Regions from separate parts of the Homo sapiens genome. Here region 1 is linked to region 2. Evidence: chromatin contacts called from ENCODE Hi-C or POLR2A ChIA-PET data. All regions are on one chromosome and are shown on one strand. Each heading gives the region's core, a stretch centred on a gene start or an enhancer-like site at or near the end of the contact. The rest is flanking DNA. Distances are from core to core; before and after follow the strand shown. Region 1 holds the start of TRIM29 (tripartite motif containing 29). Region 2 overlaps NECTIN1 (nectin cell adhesion molecule 1).

Region 1 (3,279 bases), core at 747-3,246, 450 kb before region 2:
AATCTTTCCCCAGATTTCTGGAAGATGGGTGCATGAACTGTAAGAACTAGCGGAGGCCCTCCAGGGTGCCCCAGGCTCATCCAGCATTGATGTTGGACTGTAGCCAGAACCCAATGACTTTCCTCTTCTGTTTCTTTGTGTCCTCTCTGTTCTTTTCTCCTCACCGCCTGTTCTCTCCAGGTTAGGGAAATATTATTAGGGAAAGGGGAGGGGCATGTCCCAATCCAGCAGGCCAGGACAGGACTTCCTTCTCTCCTTCTCCCTCCGTACCTCAGGCAAGAGCCCAGAGAAATTGGGCCTGGCATTTTGAGTAAGTGTCCCCCTCCCCAGAAGGCCCAACAAGCTCTTAGCCAATTCACCAGTGAGTTCAAACAAGAGGGGGCTCCTTTGGGGCCCACAGACAGAGACCTCAGGCAAGAGGAGAATCCCCGTCATGAAGCCAGCACTCCCCACGCCAACACCACCTCACATACATCCTCTCATAAGTGAACTGCTTTGTGAGGTGGGCTTGTCTCTGCCCTTGTTCCCAGGGGCTGTTTTTGCAAAGGATTAGCTGCTCAGCCTGGTGAGGCAAAGGGGCGGGGGCTTCCTAGCTTGACATGGATTGGAGGGGAAGGAAGGGAAACCCATTCCCCTCCACACAGCCCAGAACCTGCCACGCCAGCCTCACCTACTGTCTGCTCTGCCCTGCCCAGCCTGGCCTTGGAGAGGCACGGCCCTTTCCTTAGGGGTTTGGAGGCTTCCTAGGACCAGGTCAATGGGTCAGAGCCCAGAAGTGGCTGGGGGGCATGTCCTACAAGAGCTAAGGGTCCTGGTGTTCCGCAGGGGCCACGGAGAGGAAGGGGATGAAGTTTGTTTTTCTCACTTTTCTTCCTGAGGTCTGTATTTATATGATAGTCATATTTGAACAGGTGACTTCTGAGATTATCTGAATCTCACACTTTGCTGACCTCTTTTTGGAGGGCATTGCCTGTGGCCTGGCCCAGAGAGGATGGGCAGGTGTTTTCTGAGTCACACAGCAGACCAAGTGTGGAGACAGGTGAGAGTCAAGTGTTTGGGCCCTGAGGACCCAACCACCTGGGCTGGCATTGCTTGGATTCCCCTCATTGTTGTGCCTTGGTCATTTGAATCCACGCAGGTAGCAATAATCTAAGGTCTATATGTATCTTGTTGGGGCCATTGGGATAGGACAGACTCTCAGAAGCCATCTTCTGATGAGATATTCAGGTGACTCCATGACCACCCAGCTGAAGAAGGGACTTTGGCTTCTCAAAGGCTTAGGGTTCAAATCCCAGCTCGGCCACTTGACTTAGGCCAGTGAGTTATCTTCTTAAAGCCTGTTTTCTCATCTGTTAAAAAGGGGTAATTGAACAGGTTTTAGGGAAGCCTGAATGAGCTCGTAATATATGCAATACCTAGGAAAGTGCCTGGAGGTTGGCAAGTAGGGTTCAATACTCAGTAGCCAAATCAAATGGAACCCATCCTTCCCCCTTAAGGTGAAAAGCAGCGATACAGTCCCAGGGTGGACAATCTTTCCTCTGAAACTCAGGCCTGCAAATTACAAGGCTATTTGGCTTGTGTGACCCAGTTAACAGCCCTGTGTCTGGTAGGCCTCTGCAGACACCTCACCTTCTGCCCCAGGGGCCTCTGGGCTCAGTGAAGCCTGCCCACTTGTGAAGACGGAGACTCCCCGCTCCCCGGATGAGAAGCAAGTGCGTCAGAGGGAAGCAGCCCAACTGGTTGCTGAGTTGTGGAAAATAAGCTGGGGGAGAAAAAACACTTCTTTTAAAAATCAGGTTAGGGATGAATGTGCAGGGCGTGGTTCCTGTGCAATTATCTGCTCTGCTGGCTGCGGGGCTCCCTGCTTCTCCCGGGCCGCTGTGTCAGGCTTGTGCCTGTTGCTCCTCCCCTCCACTCCTCCCCCTCCTCCTCCTCCGCCTCCTCCCCCTCCTCCTCCTCACAGGTGTGTCTCTAGTCCTCGTGGTTGCCTGCCCCACTCCCTGCCGAGACGCCTGCCAGAAAGGTCACCTATCCTGAACCCCAGCAAGCCTGAAACAGCTCAGCCAAGCACCCTGCGATGGAAGCTGCAGATGCCTCCAGGAGCAACGGGTCGAGCCCAGAAGCCAGGGATGCCCGGAGCCCGTCGGGCCCCAGTGGCAGCCTGGAGAATGGCACCAAGGCTGACGGCAAGGATGCCAAGACCACCAACGGGCACGGCGGGGAGGCAGCTGAGGGCAAGAGCCTGGGCAGCGCCCTGAAGCCAGGGGAAGGTAGGAGCGCCCTGTTCGCGGGCAATGAGTGGCGGCGACCCATCATCCAGTTTGTCGAGTCCGGGGACGACAAGAACTCCAACTACTTCAGCATGGACTCTATGGAAGGCAAGAGGTCGCCGTACGCAGGGCTCCAGCTGGGGGCTGCCAAGAAGCCACCCGTTACCTTTGCCGAAAAGGGCGAGCTGCGCAAGTCCATTTTCTCGGAGTCCCGGAAGCCCACGGTGTCCATCATGGAGCCCGGGGAGACCCGGCGGAACAGCTACCCCCGGGCCGACACGGGCCTTTTTTCACGGTCCAAGTCCGGCTCCGAGGAGGTGCTGTGCGACTCCTGCATCGGCAACAAGCAGAAGGCGGTCAAGTCCTGCCTGGTGTGCCAGGCCTCCTTCTGCGAGCTGCATCTCAAGCCCCACCTGGAGGGCGCCGCCTTCCGAGACCACCAGCTGCTCGAGCCCATCCGGGACTTTGAGGCCCGCAAGTGTCCCGTGCATGGCAAGACGATGGAGCTCTTCTGCCAGACCGACCAGACCTGCATCTGCTACCTTTGCATGTTCCAGGAGCACAAGAATCATAGCACCGTGACAGTGGAGGAGGCCAAGGCCGAGAAGGAGGTAAGTGCTGGGGCCCCTCCTGCCCCTCCAGGCCTCTCCTCTCTCACCCCACCCCTCCGAACTTCATCTTCTCCACTCGGGCTTCCTCGGGTTTGGGGCTTAAGTTTCTACTGTCCTTGGCTCTTTTAGAAAACATTTATTTCCCCTCATGCCCCCTGTCCCCCCTAATCCCAGCTGGGGATCAGAGGTTGCTCCCCAATCCCCTAAGGTCTCAGGAGACAGGGACATTTTCTAGATGAGCGGATGGAGACTCAGAAAAGGTTGAGGGCCTGACCAAAGTCATAGGATAAATTCGAGTCAGGTTAGAGAGTATGACCCAACTGCATAGACCTCACTTCTGGGCTCTGTGCCTGGCTGAGGTGTTTCTTTCTTCTTCTTCTCCTTCTCCCTCTTCCTCT
Region 2 (3,008 bases), core at 435-2,934:
TAATTTGGTGTGCTATCCCAGTAGCCTCTGCTGGGGAAGCCCGGCTTCACCGTCCAACATTAGAGGTGTGTTGGAGCCCCCTGCGTGTTTTGGAGGCTGAGCTGGGCCTCCCAGGACCCCAGTGCCCCAACTCAGGGAGGGGTGTGAGGAGCCTCTGCTGACTCTTCATGAGCACCTGCTGCCACTTCCTGGGCTTCATGGTGGTCATGGCCCAGAGTGGGAGGGGCTGAGTGAAAAACGAGGAAAAGAATAACAGCACCTTCCACTCCTGGGCCTTGGGAAAGGACAGAGCTTGGCAGTCACTCTCCTCTCTTGGCCCGAGGCTGAGGGGACTCCCCACTCGGGGTAGTTGTGAAGATTAAATGAGATTTTACATGTAAATGGATGACATCACAGGTGCTTGATGCGTGCAGCTGTCATTCACCCTTTAGTTTTCAGAGGTGCTCAGCATTCCTTTTTCACTTGGTCCTCACCACCCCACAGCTCCAGGAGGCAAAGGGTGCAGGTGCCACCTCCAGGTTTCACAGGTGGAGGAGCTGAGGGGCAGAGAGAGAGAGACACACACCCCGAGAGTGGCAGGGTTTGGACTGGAAGTCAAGTCTCTGAGCTCTGGGACGAGGAGGCAAGAGGAACAGGGGAAGAATGGGGGCTTTTCATGTCTGGAGTCTTCAGTCATATCCTTGTGCTGGGCTGCCGGGGTTGCTAGCCCCTGTAGTCCTGGGGGAGGTGGAGGTGTCAGCTCAGCCTCCCGCAGAACGAAGGAGGAGTGGCAGGGGTGGGAGGATGGTGCCTGCCCTCTCTACAAGGCACTCCCAGCAGCCCCATCGTCAGCCTCAGGCCAGCACTGCCAGCAGGCAGGGGCTGCTCACCCAGGTCTGGTTCAGAGGGTGCTGGCCGCTCTTTTCCCCAGGAAGGGGAGAGAGGGAGGCCGTGGAGCTATGAGTGTGGTGAAGAACGTCACCTGTGGAGACAGACTGCCCTGATCAGAATCAGTCTTGCAGACTGTGTGACCGTGGGCAGGTGACTTGACCTCCCTGAGTTTCCTCATCTCTAAGATGGGGACAATCTCGCTCCTGGAGTGTTGTAAGGATTAAGTGAATTAATGTATGTAAATATCCAGCCCCAGGCCTGGCACAGATCAGCAGTGCACATGTGTTAACTGTTCTTGCCATCCTTTGGGAGGGGCCTGGCAGGGAACCTGACCCTTTTGTACTTTCTCCCCCAGGGAGGGAAGGAGGGGAGCACTTGAGCCCCAGCTTCTGCTGCTGCTAAGGGCATGGGCCCAACCTTGGGGTGGCCGAAAGGAGGCAGGTGGCAAACATGGGGTCCACTTCCCACCCCCGCCACCCACACACACACACACACACATCACTGCCACAAGCCACTTCTCGGCTTTCAGGGGCCCCTCTGCACAGAGCCAAGAGAGCATGGGAATGGAAGGAGGGAAGGGAAGGGAAGCAGGTGGCCACCGAGGCTGAGCTGCATCCGCAGCTGGGCGCGAGCCCCGAGCCTACGTGCTGGTTCCTCCGTGAGGCAGTGTGCGGAGCAGGCCCTGGCACGCCAACCCCTACCCAGTGACTCCTGAAACCCCGACAAGTCTGAGCTGGAAGCGGGGCTGGGCGAGGCTCCTGATAGATTCGTGTTGGGCAGAGGGATGGTCGGGCGGGGAAGCATGGGAAAGACCCCACTCTCGAAACTCTGACACCACTGGGGATGCTGGGAGGGAGCAGGTGGGGCTGGGGACATGCGGCCAGGCTCAGGGCTTCTACCTTCTCCCTCTCAGGCCCCTCACCCCACATGCCCCTGCCCGGCGGGGCAGGAAGAAGACAGGCCGCGGCAGAGGAGGGATGTGCTCCCCTCAGCATTTTGCCAAGTGATGATTTCAGTGCTGCTGAGAAAGAGGGAGGAAGGGAGGATGACAGCCGGGAGCTGGGAGCAGGGCAGGCCAGGCAGGAGGGCTCCCAGAAAACTCCTGGGACTGGGGAGGTCATTTTATACAGGAGCTCTCCCTCCAACCAAATGAGGTGGATGTGCTCCGGCCCATTTACAGGTGAAAAGGCTGGGTTTCGGGAAAGTTATGAGACTTGTTCATAGGTCCTACTGCTAGTTAAGTGCCAAGGCTGACATTAGCACCAGGAAAAACAAGGAAGCCTCTGCCTTCCCACCGCCCCTTTCAGCCTTCTGGGCACTGGGGAAAGGGAAAGCCCAGGGACCTGGATGTGTCCACAGGCCCTGCTGTAGCGGGGCAAGAGCAAGGCAGAGAGTGGGCAGCACCGTGCCCCCTGCAGGCAGACCACCCGCAGAGCAGCCTTCAGCTCAGCTGGCCTCTCCCCAAAACCCCATGTCACAACCTTTTGAAGATCCCACTTTCCCCGCCCACCTCAGGATGGGGGACTCTCAGGTGGAAAGAAAACTGTGAACTGTGGCTGCCTGCCCTCCAGGGTGACCCCAAGCTGGGGCTGGGTTTAGACCTGGAGCTCCAGAGGAGCTGAGTTCAGGCCTGCTGCTGCACTGAGGGCCATGCGTGGAGTTTGCTTCGTTCTGTGGTTAAACCAGGAAGAGGTTAACACTAGAGTTGGGGTCATGACCCGGGTTTGTGTTGTGGTCTAGGTTGGCACTGATGTTGAGACCTGGGCGGGGGCTACTCTTGGGGTTTCTGTGAGTGGTTGGGGAGAATGCTTTTGGTGGTTAACACTGGGGCAAGCACATTGAGTTGGGGTATTCCAGCTCAGGCTGTGTCCTGAGAAAGGGTGGATGAGTTTGGGAGGCTCAGCACTAGTTGAACAAAAGGCCATTGCTTATGTTTGGAGGATAACTGCCCATTTTCACAGGACCATTGGCCAGGGGAGAGAATCGGGGTTGGGGTGGTAGTTGAGCCGGAAGGTAGGTTGAGGTGGGGGGCGGCGTGAAAAGTGAGTGGCTTCTGCAGTGATGGAAGGGCCACTCAGAGTCCCTGCCCCTGTCCCCGAGTTCCCCCACCTCTGTGGCATCCTGTGATGTGGGACCCT

The links. A loop is a pair of places that touch in the nucleus more often than their neighbours do. ChIA-PET counts read pairs that join two places held with the same protein, here RNA polymerase II (POLR2A). Pooled maps may share reads with other maps.
Region 1: POLR2A ChIA-PET joins it to region 2 with 10 read pairs in MCF 10A. The contact joins the promoter of TRIM29 here to the enhancer-like site in region 2. A Hi-C loop is called at or near these places in 1 of 168 maps with a recorded cell type or tissue (PC-9) and 1 of 50 pooled maps. POLR2A ChIA-PET finds 5 or more read pairs at or near these places in 1 of 52 experiments (MCF 10A).

Annotation. Positions count from the first base shown.
Region 1 is chr11:120,136,830-120,140,108 of GRCh38, reverse strand. It overlaps TRIM29 (tripartite motif containing 29), which reads left to right and starts at 1,996. Exons shown (of 9, transcript NM_012101.4): 1 at 1,996-2,881. The coding sequence starts at 2,078. It overlaps LOC105369529 (a long non-coding RNA gene), which reads right to left. Exons shown (of 3, transcript XR_948100.3): 2 at 1,672-1,762; 3 at 1-1,349.
Region 2 is chr11:119,690,772-119,693,779 of GRCh38, reverse strand. The region is part of intron 1 of NECTIN1 (nectin cell adhesion molecule 1); the gene reads left to right. Among named protein-coding and RNA genes, the nearest start is that of NECTIN1-AS1, 18 kb to the left of the region's middle. RefSeq lists enhancers at 643-1,369, 1,370-2,095. Within about 2 kb of position 1,684, at least 4 of the 41 ENCODE cell types and tissues checked have a DNase peak (open chromatin) inside an H3K27ac peak, as active enhancers do.